3 separate regions of the Homo sapiens genome follow, and all the other regions are linked to region 1. A link is a contact called in ENCODE Hi-C or POLR2A ChIA-PET data. All regions are on one chromosome and are shown on one strand. The core of a region is the stretch at or near the end of the contact, and the rest is flanking DNA. Distances in the headings are between cores, read along the strand shown.

Region 1 (3,816 bases), core at 525-3,024:
TCAGTTTATTGGGATTGGCCATAGGAATGGACTTTCAGCAGCACTCTGAACAACAATGGAATTGAGATGAAATGTCAAGATCTTTTCAAATCTGGATCCACAGCAAGTTAAAAGAGTTCTGACAGTGAATTACAGGCCCAGCATATTTAAAGATACTTACTGTTCCATACTTAAGTAGTGTAGGCACTGCTGTTACTTTCAAGTTTTTTCTGAAGTCATTATTTGGATCTTTCCAACTATTCGAAAAGAAAAAGTGATCATGAAAAAAATTTACTTGGTTTATTACAGTTTGCTTAATATTTGACATAGTCCTACATTTAATTTTTTAGTAATCACTGTTCTTGCAAACACTTAAAAAACCTTGCGGACTATGGCTTAATCTACTAATTACCCTGTGCAAAGTTTCAAAGTGTGACTAAGATATAAAAGTAAAGCCAGCTAAGTTCTGGGCTTACACCAGACCAAATTCGTTGAATTACCCTTACTTAATTCAGGTGGGCATTTTAAATTTGTATTTAATAGCTTCTAATTGTTTAACTTGTCAGACATTACCTTGTAAGACAAACTGGGTAAGTAAGTCCCTGAGGCCCTTCCCGCCTAAGTATGCAATTTGTGCACGTCTGCGAGGTAGATTATACATTGCCACTTACTAAGGCTTTTCTCCTACTTGGCAGTAGATGAACACACATCCTTCACTAATGTGCTTCAGCCCCTCTCGTACGACTGGTTCAGCTTTAAAAAAAGTTGAGATAAAATAATCGCACGTCAACTCTACAATCAGGCACGTATAAACTGTGTTCTTTCCCCCTTCCCCCAGTCTTGGTAAGCACTCAGACTTTAACCTGCAGCTAACTGAAGAGGTCAACACAAGTCAGGTGTTCCCTTCTGGTCTTAGAGCCACGTTAAGGGTAAGGACCAAATCCCAGTCCCGATTTGCCCCTGCACCACCGCGCCCGTAACAATGGAAAGCACATGTATTTGCTGACCAACTCACGTATCCTGTAAGACACTAATGGTACTGGGGGAGTGAGAAGTTTTAAGGAACTAGATTCCAAGATCATCCGGGTAAGGTGGTAAAAGGAAGAGCGCTCTTGGCAGGGCGGGGTAGGATTTAATAGAAGGAGACTTGGGGACAGCTCAGATTGCTCCGCGGATGTCTGGAACCAAGACTCTGCCTCCGCTAAGCCCCCCTTCTGGCCGTAGGCTCGACCTTCCTGCCATTTCCATTGGACAGCAGCCCCCGAATCCCGGCCTCACCCTGCACGCAGTCGGGGCACCAGCTTTTCCCCCCGGCGTCCTTAGAACCCGTAAAGTAGGCGAAAATGGTCTTGCCATTGTGCTGTTCCACGGCCCGGTGGAACTCCTCGAAGCCGGACACGCTCACCTCCTCATAGCGGGCCATTGGCACGACGTGCAGCCGCTACTGGAGGAGTGCACGTCCGGTCGCCGCGGTTGGGTCCCGCGTAGGCGGGGCGAGGCTGTTTCCGGGTGGGCAAGAGAGGGCGGAGCCTGCGGAAGCCAGCGCCGCTAAAGACTACGGGAGCCTCTGACGACCACAATCCATCCGCATGGCTTTTTGCTCTAGTTCCTCAGATCTTTCTGCGCTAGCTGCACTCCCAAGCCCAGGCTTAGATCTACCCTAATCTAGTCCCAGCCCCGACCTCATGGACACTGGCTGCAAAACTTACCGCCTTGCAACACCTGGATCCTTAAATAGTTCAGGGCCTCAAAGGCTCCCAAGCCGCCCTGCGCCTGTTGCTATGGCGACTGGGCAGGCGGCCGGAAGCGCGGCCTTGTTGGGGGCCCCCGTTGCCCGCCTCCCAGTAGCCGCGCCTCACCCTAGGCCAGGTGGGCTCGGGCCGGGGCTGGGGGGGATTCTGGGAAGCCGCATAGAGTCATGGACTTGGGGGAGAGGAGATCTGACTCGGAAAGCCTTTGTTGCTTTGTCCCCCCAGTTACCTTTTCTGCCGTCTAGGCTTTACGGGGGCCTGGGACTGGGGGCGGGTTCCCGAGACTGGGCGGGGGTGGGATGGGTGAGGGGCTCGGAGGGAGAAAGGCTGCAAGGCCGGAGCGGAGTGTGTGAGTGCGTGTGTGGAGCAGCTTAGGGAGCGAGGTGCTAAGACATCCCCCAGGGCCGCGGTAGGGAGGAAGGGAACTGCCCTGGAGCTATGAGCCGGGAGACTCGCCGTGGGGCCTTGCCCAGGCTGCGCCGGGGAGAGCAGGCGGCTAAGATGCCGGGTCGCTGCGTGGGGCCCAGCAGGTCGGGGCGGGGGGTTCGGCGGCCGTGGGGGAAGAGACGGGGCGCAGGGACGTCCCGAGGCCGTGGAGCAAGGCGCCGGGCGAAGCCCTCGGAGTGGGAGACGCGCTGTGTGAGTGCAGAAAGGCCACAGGGCCGTCAGCGGCCATGGGGGACGAGACAAGCGGCGGAGACAGCCGACGCCGCCGGGGCGAATGAGGCTTTGGGAGCTCCTGGGACCCCAGGCTCCATCGAGGCTGCAAGGGACCCTGGGGCTGTGTGGGTGAACGGGGCTGTGGGGGAGCCCGAGGTGGTGGGGCTTGCCGGGGCTGTGTGGGTGACCGGGTCTGGGGAGGAGGAGACCGAAGATAGAAGTCCCCGGGGCTGCGAGAGAAAAGGTCGCCCGGGATCTCTGGGCCATGAGAGCATTCTGCACCTGTGGCTGAAGGTGCAGGCTATGAGGGCCGCCTCGGGATGTGGGGAAGGAAGTAGAGTCGAGCTCCATCCCGTGCCTGCAGGAGAGGGACCTGTCGAAAGGGGTGTTCCTGGCCGAGCTTCCTGGGTAGAGACAAGCCGCGGCGGTCTTACAGGGCCCTGGGTGAAGGAACAGGCAAGGGGGATCCCTCGGGCCCCCTCAGGGCCCACAGCTCTGGGCTTAGGGGCAGCTTACGAGAGAGCCTTAGGCTTCTGTGGACAGGGACAGGCTGGGAGGGTGCCTCCTGCGAGTGTGCCTGGGGCTTTGGCGTCAAGTTCTGAAATGGCCCCGCACCTGTGGAGGGGAGAAGCTGTGGGGGTTCCTGAGACTGGGGAGGAGATAGGCTATGGGTTTGTCTCAGGCCCTTGTGAAAAAGAACAGACTATGGGCGAGCCTGGGACCGTGGGGTGGACTGGGGCTGTGGGAGCGCCCAGAGCCATGGAGGGAGAGCTCGGCTGTGGCGGTGCTGCAGGTCTGTGGGGGAGAGGACAGTCCCCGCAGATTCCTGGGGCTCTGACACATGAAGCAGTCTGTGGGGCCACCCCTGGCGTATGGGGGAGGGGACAGGCTGTGGGGGTGTCCGATGCTGTGGAGGAGGAGCCTACTTCTGTGGGTGCCGCAGGTGTGTGTTACAGGAGACAGGCTGTGGAGGAGACAGACTCTGTGGGTATGCCCGGCCCGTGGGGCACAGGATACTCTGTTGGGGTGCCCTGTGCTGCTGAAGAGGAAACTAGATGTGGAGGTGACCCAGGGTTCAGGGAAAGGGGACAGCCTGTGTGGGTGGAGACAGGCTCTGGGGGTGATCCAGGGTCACGGGGAGCTGCGCAGACTGCAGAGTCATCATGTCCTGGGGAGCAGGCAGCAGGTTCTGGGGGTGCCCCAGGCCTGTGGGGGATACAACAGGCTACAGGGGTACCCAGGGCCTTGGGGAAGGACACGGGCTGTGTGAGTGTCCCAGGGCTGTGGGGAGCGGGACAGATGGTAAGGGTGCCCCAGGCTGTGGTGGTACCTGGAGCCCTGGGAGAAGAGCTGAGCCACAGCGGGGGCCTGGGCCTGTGGGACGGACAGCAAGCTCTTGGGGGGCCCCCAGCCGAGGCAGTGCCTG
Region 2 (3,816 bases), core at 521-3,020, 190 kb before region 1:
CCATGTGGTTATACTTCTGGGTTATGAATCATAGTTTGTATAACTCTTCTTAAAGATATTGTTCAAAACTTCTTTTGACTTTTAGTTGTAATTTGGACTCATTGCTTTTTAGTTCGGTAGCTATTACACCGAGCTTTCTTTTCATCACACAGCTGGGTTGGTTCCACTATGTCTTATGTCCAGTATCTTCTTCTTTCTGGATTTTTCACTTTTGCTCTATTATTTTTTTCCATAAAGAATGTACGCTCACCGTTTTGAGTACTGGCATGTCCAAAGAAATCTTTTATTTTGCTCTCATACATGAAATGCTTTGACTGGTTGTAGAATCCCAGATTTGAAATAATTTTCTATAGAATTTGAAGGCATTATCCTAGCATCATTTCTAGCAACCATCATTTCTAGCCACCTGTGTTAGAGACGAAACACTTGATACCTATTCTTTCTTTTTCTTCTTATTCTTTGAATTAAGAAATTCCACCAGAATAGGTATAAAGTTGGCCCTTCCTATCCGTGGATTCTACATCCTTGGATGCGATGACACACAAATAAAAAATATTCAGGAAAAAAATTCCACAAAGCTCCAAAAAGCAAAACTTGAATTTGTTGCACCCTGAGTGCTATGTTGAATCCATGCGAATGAAGCGATGAGTAGGCATGGTTAGACATTGTATTAGGTATTGTATTAGGCATTGTATTAGGTATTATATTAGGTATTAGGTGTTGTATTATGTATTGTATTATGTATTGCATTAGGCACTGTATTAGGCACTATATTAGGTATTGTATTAGGCATTGTATTAGGTATTGTAGCAATCTAGAGATGACGTAAAGTATGCCTATCTAGGGATGTGCGTAGGTTATATACAAATGCTACACCACTTTATATGAGACTTGAGAATCTGCAGATTTCAGTATCTGAGGGGGATCCTGGAGCTAATCACTCTATGGATTATATGCATAATCCACAGGGAGGACTATATGTAAGGAATGGGGGTGTGTGTTAATTTCAGGTGGGTCGTTAATCTAAAGACTTGAGTCTTTGGCTCAAGTTATCTCTCTCTCACTTTCACAATTGTTTTGCCATTCTCTCTCTTTTTTTCTTTCCTTCTGGAAGTCCTACTTGACAAATATTAAATCTTCTGGAGCTATCCCCTCAGATTTAATTTTTCTCCCATATTTTCCATCTCCTAGTGGATGCAGAGTGACTTCTGGAGTGTTTGCCTGAAGGCGTTCTACTCACACACCTGCCCTCACAGAGTGCCCCATCGGGCGCCCCACGCAGAAATAAGCCAGTTGTGGTAACAGACCTATACAAACTCTGGAGGAAACTCATTGTAGCTTACAGAAACAATCAACTTGGCTTCCTGATTTTTAACCCTCAATTTCGCCTGCGACTGCGAGGTCCTGGAGGCATCGCCCAGCCCAACCCCACTGTACAGCCGGGAAGTCTGAGAGCCGGGGTACAGCGCGACCCGAGATGATCCCGCCCGCGGGAGGGCTCGGACTAGACGCAGGTCTCCTGACTCCCAGCTCGGGGCTTTGGCCGCTGTCTTCTGCTTGGTGCCCCGCGTCTTCGCGGTAGGTTGAGGTGGCCGGAGCATCTGGCCCTACCCTTCCCACACGCCACACTCCTGGGTCTCTGGCTCTGGGGTCCGCAGAATTTGCGCCTGCGCTAAGCCTTTGGCCAGGCTGCTCAGTGGCGGAACCAGCCCTCTTTGCCCTGGCAACGCGTCACTTGTTGTCATGGAGACCGCGTTGTTTACCTCTCTGTTCTGCAAGAGCTGGAAGCTCCAGTTGGGGTAAGGAGGCTCCCATCCCGAGCTTGCGTAGTGGTTCTGTGTGGCGCTGAGGTAAGTAAACCATGACCCCACCCCACCGACCCCTACCCGCAACCCTCCCCGCCTAACCAAATCCTTATGACGTTGGGATGAGCCCTAATTTAGGTCCCCACCTCTCTGGGGGCTATTCAGACTTATCCAGGAGCCTTGGGTTAAATGCTGGGCTCCACACTCAGATAAATTCGGTAGAAGCCATAAAAGGGACTGGGCTAGGAAGAAACGGAGAAACTCCATGTTGTCTGAGGGGGCTGGGTGGGCTGAGGTTCTCAGCCTAGTCAAGATCTGACTCTAGTTTCATCCTTATATATGTGAAGGCTTCAGAGATCCAGAGGCCCCTAAGAGCAGGGACTCAGACCTTAGGGTAGAGATGGGAGTGGGGGCAGATTTCAGCCCTGTCTGAGGAAGGCAGTTCTCATGGTCCATCAGAGTTGTATGAAGATGAAATGGGTAATTTTAGCGTTTCCACTGCCGACAGCCTCTGCCAGCTGGCTTCCCCTGTGTTGTTCCCCTTCCTGTTCTCTCCTTTTCTTTGTCCTGGAAGTTTTCAGATTCTTTTATGTGTTGAACAAGTTCAATACCCAGTTGTCAGTTTACACATGTTACATTTCCTCCTCCTCCTCCTCCTCCTCCTCCTTCTTCTTCCTCTTCTTTTTCTTCTTCTTTTTTTAAGAAAACATCTCTGGGCTCATCTGTTTGGCAGAACATTACTCCATGACCCAACAATTCTAATGAGTTATAAAAATGCATACACGTGTTCACCAAAAGACATGTATGAGACTATTAATAGCATTCTCATTATGGCCCTGGAGTGTAAACAACCCAAATATCCATAAACAGTAGAAAAGACAGCTAGATTTTATTCATATAACGGCACCTACACAGCAACGAGAACGAACAAACTGCAATCATATAGACAATATGGATGAATTTTACAAACATAATGTTGAGCTAAAGAAGTCAGAGACAGAATAATACATACTGTATTATTCCATTTATGTTAAATTCAAAAACAGCAAAACGAATTTGTAGTGTTAAAAGTCAGGATACTGGTTACCCTGAGGGGCTTGAGGTGGAGTAACTGGGAGGAGGTTAGAGATGCTGGTAATGCTTGTTTCTTGGTTTGGGTGCCGGCTACACAGATAGATTTATTTTGTGTACAGATTATGATTTATGCAATTTTCCGTATATATGTCATCCTTGAATAAAAATTATCATAAAAAAGGACAAATTGCTTTCATTTAATCTAAAAGAGTCTGCTTTTGATCAGGAATTTGGAAACCTCAAATGGCTAAACTATTACAACCTCCACCCAAGTTCCTGCCCTCAGAGTGGCACATTGCTAACAAGAACCAGTACCACAGAGCAGACGCTCAAAGGTCCCGATCAGAACGCCTGGTCGCAGAAAGCCAGAGGCTTGTGGATGAAATTGAAAAGACCACAAGAAAATCTCAAAGCGATGTGAACAAGAAACTAGGTAAGACAACATGCTTGGCATATTCGTGAACATGCTAGGATGAGGCTGTTGAGTTTAGCTATAGTGTCATGTTCAGATGTGGCAACATATTATTTTTGAATATTAGAGAAAATCATGTGTATTCTCCAGGTTCTATGTTTAAGTTCACTGCCCTAAGATAGACACAAGGTAACCCAGCCTGATTTTCAGCCACCCATCATTCATTTATTTGTTGATTTGATGCACAGTTATTGAGCATCTATGGGCATCTATGTACTACACACTAGGCATATCACAGGGAATGATCAGAATCTCTGCTTTTTAGGGGCTTCTAACTTGAAGAGGATAAAGATACAAAAATTAATCATCAGAATACAGTCAGCCCTTTGTATCCATGGGTTCAGCCAGTTGTAGGTCCAAAATACTTAGGAAAAAAAAACAATAAAAGATTACAACAATTAAAGAATACAAATAAAAACAATACAGTTCAACAGCTATTTACATAGTATTTGCATTGTATTAGGT
Region 3 (3,816 bases), core at 969-3,468, 140 kb after region 1:
GTCTCAGCTCGTGCCTGGGGCCCCATCTGTCTGTTCATGGAGTCCCTCCTGGTTCTGACATTCTCGGGGTCTTCTGTTGCCACCTCTCTGTCCCCTGGCTTCCTCTGTCTGTGCCTCTTTCTGTTTCTGCCTTGTTCATGCTGCTCCGTTAGTTAGCACAGTGACCATTTCCGGAGTGCTCCCACTATACCTGCCATGGTGCTGGCTGTAGGGACTCAGGGATCTTGTATGTTTCCATTGAACCTCACTCTTTCTGTGCTTCCATCCAGTGTGAATGGCACCATCCTCCATGAATCCAAGCCAGAAACCTTCTAGACTTCTCTGTCTCTGTCACCATCCACTATCAAATCAGCCTCTGCTAGTGTCATTCAACCTCCAGCAGTGCTATGAGACCCACCCACTCCTCCCTGTCCCCATCCCTTCTCTAGTTGAGGCCCTATCTTCTCTCTCCTGGACCATTGCATCCTCCTGTGCACTGGCGTCCCTGCCTCCCTGCCTCCCGGCCTCCCTGCCTTCCTGCTTCCCATCTCACCCACTCTGATCCTCCCTTCAGCGTGTCAGAGAGACCTTTGGAGGAGGAAAGGCTGGTTCTCACAGCCCCTGCTTTCTCTCCCATGGATCCTCTCGAATGAAGCGTGAACCTTGCCTCCATACAACCTTACCCGACCACTTTCCCCTCTTCCTGTCAGCTCTCCCGTTTCCCCAGGCTAGCTCTGGGAGGAGCGTGGACTCTCTAAGCACAGTTTTCTTGTGGGCTAATTGGGAAGCCTGAGCATACCATCCATCTCTGCGGAGGAGACAGAAGCAGTTCCTCTGCAGCAAATGGTGGGAAGGACCAGGGTCCCTCTGGACCCCGCACTGTTGGCCTCTGCCCTTGTGGCTCCATTCATGGCTGCTGGGCTCACACGTGCTGAATCCAGCAAGCCCGGCTCACCCCTCCTGCTGCAATATGCCACCACCATAGAAGAGGCAAAGGGTAGAGCTGTTGTCTCAAAGGGGCAGTAACTCCCCTTCCTCTGCCCACGCCCCCATCCAGGAACGTCCGGTGGGAGGAGGCATGACATTCTCCCAGGAGACCTGCGGCTGCCTCACCCGCTCCATGCCTCTCCCTTCCAGTCTCAGCAGCTCCACGAGGGGCAGGGCTCCGCAGTGCACAGGCTGGGAAAGTGCGAGTTGAGAGGAGCCTCCCTCTGCCCCACCCCCATGCAGGATGGGTTGGGGGGCAGATTCTACAGCAGGAAGACCTGTCTATTGTGGCCCTTGAAGTTGGACCCTGCCTGTGTGGATGACAACAGCCACCTGACACATGTGACCCAAAGCCATGCTGGTCGTCTCATGGCTTTTCCAGAGCCAGCGCCTGGCATCAGCTGCAGGGGTGAGGGCCGCAGGCAGCTGTCCCACGTGCGGGGAGGGTCTTCCCACAGCCACGTCCACACATTAGAGCAGATGCTCTGTGGGGCTGTGAACTTCCTCTTGTCCCCAGAAAAAGACCTGGCAATGGTCCACAGAGTCCCAACCCTAGTCCCAGTCTGACCCTTTATCTTCATCCTCTACTGAGCCTCTCTCCTAGCCACCAACTGAGCCCCAATTTATCCCCAGCTGGGTCCTAACTCCAGCCCCTGGTCCTGGACTGAGCTTGGGTCCTCGGCTCAGATGCAGAGAGATGTAGATGGCTCAGCTCACCTCTCCCCATCGTGGGCATGTGGTTTGACTTCGCACCCCACTGCCTAGGGTCAGTGACCAGAGGAACAGCTCTGAATGCCCTGACCAGCCACCGAAGGGCTTCCCTTCCCACATACCCTCAGCCCCTGGCCTCCCCAGGAAGACCCCCCACCACAGACAGGATGCGTGAAGCCCCTTGCCCACGGCTGGCCTCTCCACTCCTCTGCCTGGTAACTGGTGTCTTTTCCTGGCCTGTGTGGGCAGCTTGCTGAGCACAGCTGCAGACAGGCTATATTTAGCCAGCTTTAATGAGCTCAGGGTGGCAGACGTCCGCCTTGGGAGCACTTTTCTTGCATGTGTGTGTGTGTCTCTGCTTGGCATCGTTCCTTCTCGTTTGTGTGTGTGTGCCCTTGCACTTGTATGTGTGCATTAGCCTCTATGCCAACGCATTGGTGCATTCACTTTCATGAGGATGTGCATTAGCCTCTATGCCAATGCATTGGTGCATTCACTTTCATGAGGATGAGTGTGCGTCTCTGTGCGCATATACAAGTCTATCTACATAGCATCTGGGCTTTGCTGGGGCACGTGCAGCTTCCGACACTTATAGGGGTGCAAAATGGGAACAAATGATTAGTTCATTCACCCATCTGTTTAAAAAATATTTAATGAGCACCTTTATATGCCAACATCATGATAGTCTTTGGGGATAAAATAGAGCAAAATCAAACCCAGTCCCAGCCCTTAAGGATCTTGTCATCTGGGAGACGGAGGAGGGGAAGATAATAATCAAATAGTCATAAAATGAAAAGCGTGAGGATTAACCCCAGGAAAGAGAGGACCGTGGCGCTTTTGTGGAGAGGACAGGAAGAGTGGAAGGCCCCCGGAAGGAAGGAACACTGAGGTTCCTGTGGGAATTATCTGGTCACGGGGCAGTGGAGAGAAGAGCCCAGGCCCGGGGAACATTTGCTGGGACTCTGCAGTGAGAGGGAAAGGGGATGTGCGAAAACTGGCTGAGTTCAGAGAGGGAGGGGCGAGTGTGGGAGAGCGGAGCAGAAGGCGGGGGCTTGGTCAGGATAAGAGAAGCCTGGAGAGGGGTGGTGTGGGAGGAGGTGATGGGATTTGCATAGAGCACTTAGGATCCAGCCCGTGATGCAGTCAGGGTTCTAGCAGGAAACGGAAGGCTCACACAAACCACAGGTGGGAGGAGGGCTTAGCAGAGAGACTTTATTCACAGGTGAGTGAGGCTTTAAGGAAACCAAGAAGGCATCAGCAATACCCTGGGGTTGTTCCCACCCCTGAAGGAGAAGAGCCCAGAGAGGCTCCTGCATGAGCCTTCAGCAGAGACCACCTTACGATGACCCGGCATGGAGGGGGCTCCCTTGCCCCAGTTCTCCTACTGGTGCTTTCCATCGCTACACCCAACCTGTAGCTAGGGGGCCTCGGCCTCGGGCTGAGTCGGGCAGAGATGGGGCACTGAGGCTCTGGAGGGGCAAAGAGAGACCTCACTGCACAGTCTACTTACTTCCACGTGGAAGAATCGCCCTTTCCTTTGTTTTTCTGTAAGCCACTTTGATTTTGACTGTACATTCCCTTGCAGCTGTGCTGGTGAAGGACTCCTCCTCCTCTGTGTGTCCAGGAGCTTCTCTTTCCTCCCTCTCCTGCCATCGCCTCAAAACTCCAGGGGTCTTCCCAGCACTCTGGTGGGGGAAGGGTGCCTGCAGCATGCACACATGTGCAAGGGGTCCTTCGTCCACAGCGGTGAGCACGAGGACCCCAGAACCCAGCCTGGTGGTCCCTTTTGTCCTGGGCTTGCAGCTCCTGGCTGCAAGGGTTCACGCTCTCTGGAGCATGGGATGGCCAGGTCTTCTTATGTTGTTCTCCATCTTCCTGGAGTTGCGAAGGGACCCGTATAGAAGACTCTCTCCTCCACCCAGGGCCAGGGTGTGAGGATCTCTTTTCACCCTGAAGCATTCTCTGTCTCCAAATCCTTTCCTCTTGGGAACAAAAGAGCTTTTGGAAACAAAAGCCAGGAAGCTCTGCCACAAACCTTCCCAGAGGCAAAGGAGCCAGAGCTGGGAGAAGATATAAATTGGTATCTAAAAAAAAACCACCCTGCTACATGCACTTAGAAAAATTCTTATTTTTAATCTG

What was found. A loop is a pair of places that touch in the nucleus more often than their neighbours do. ChIA-PET counts read pairs that join two places held with the same protein, here RNA polymerase II (POLR2A). Pooled maps may share reads with other maps.
Region 2: a pooled map shows a loop between it and region 1 (2.0-fold over the local background). The contact joins the promoter of TEKT1 here to the promoter of KIAA0753 in region 1. A Hi-C loop is called at or near these places in 1 of 50 pooled maps.
Region 3: a loop to region 1 is called in a pooled map, with 2.7 times the contacts of the local background. The contact joins the enhancer-like site here to the promoter of KIAA0753 in region 1. A Hi-C loop is called at or near these places in 1 of 168 maps with a recorded cell type or tissue (endothelial cell of umbilical vein) and 4 of 50 pooled maps. POLR2A ChIA-PET finds 5 or more read pairs at or near these places in 1 of 52 experiments (MCF 10A).

The regions. Positions count from the first base shown.
Region 1 is chr17:6,638,669-6,642,484 of GRCh38, reverse strand. It overlaps KIAA0753, which reads left to right and starts at 1,774. Exons shown (of 19, transcript NM_014804.3): 1 at 1,774-1,848. It overlaps TXNDC17 (thioredoxin domain containing 17), which reads right to left and starts at 1,425. Exons shown (of 4, transcript NM_032731.4): 1 at 1,258-1,425; 2 at 651-732; 3 at 161-236. The coding sequence starts at 1,402. LOC122526780 reads left to right here and starts at 2,169. Exons shown (of 1, transcript NM_001396008.1): 1 at 2,169-3,816. The coding sequence starts at 2,169. RefSeq lists enhancers at 706-765, 966-1,235, 1,366-2,247, 3,146-3,215.
Region 2 is chr17:6,829,683-6,833,498 of GRCh38, reverse strand. It overlaps TEKT1 (tektin 1), which reads left to right and starts at 1,770. Exons shown (of 8, transcript NM_053285.2): 1 at 1,770-1,850; 2 at 3,106-3,312. The coding sequence starts at 3,123. RefSeq lists a silencer at 1,758-1,807.
Region 3 is chr17:6,495,238-6,499,053 of GRCh38, reverse strand. The region is part of intron 4 of PITPNM3 (PITPNM family member 3); the gene reads left to right. Among named protein-coding and RNA genes, the nearest start is that of PIMREG, 53 kb to the right of the region's middle. RefSeq lists an enhancer at 611-1,501. Within about 2 kb of position 2,218, at least 5 of the 41 ENCODE cell types and tissues checked have a DNase peak (open chromatin) inside an H3K27ac peak, as active enhancers do.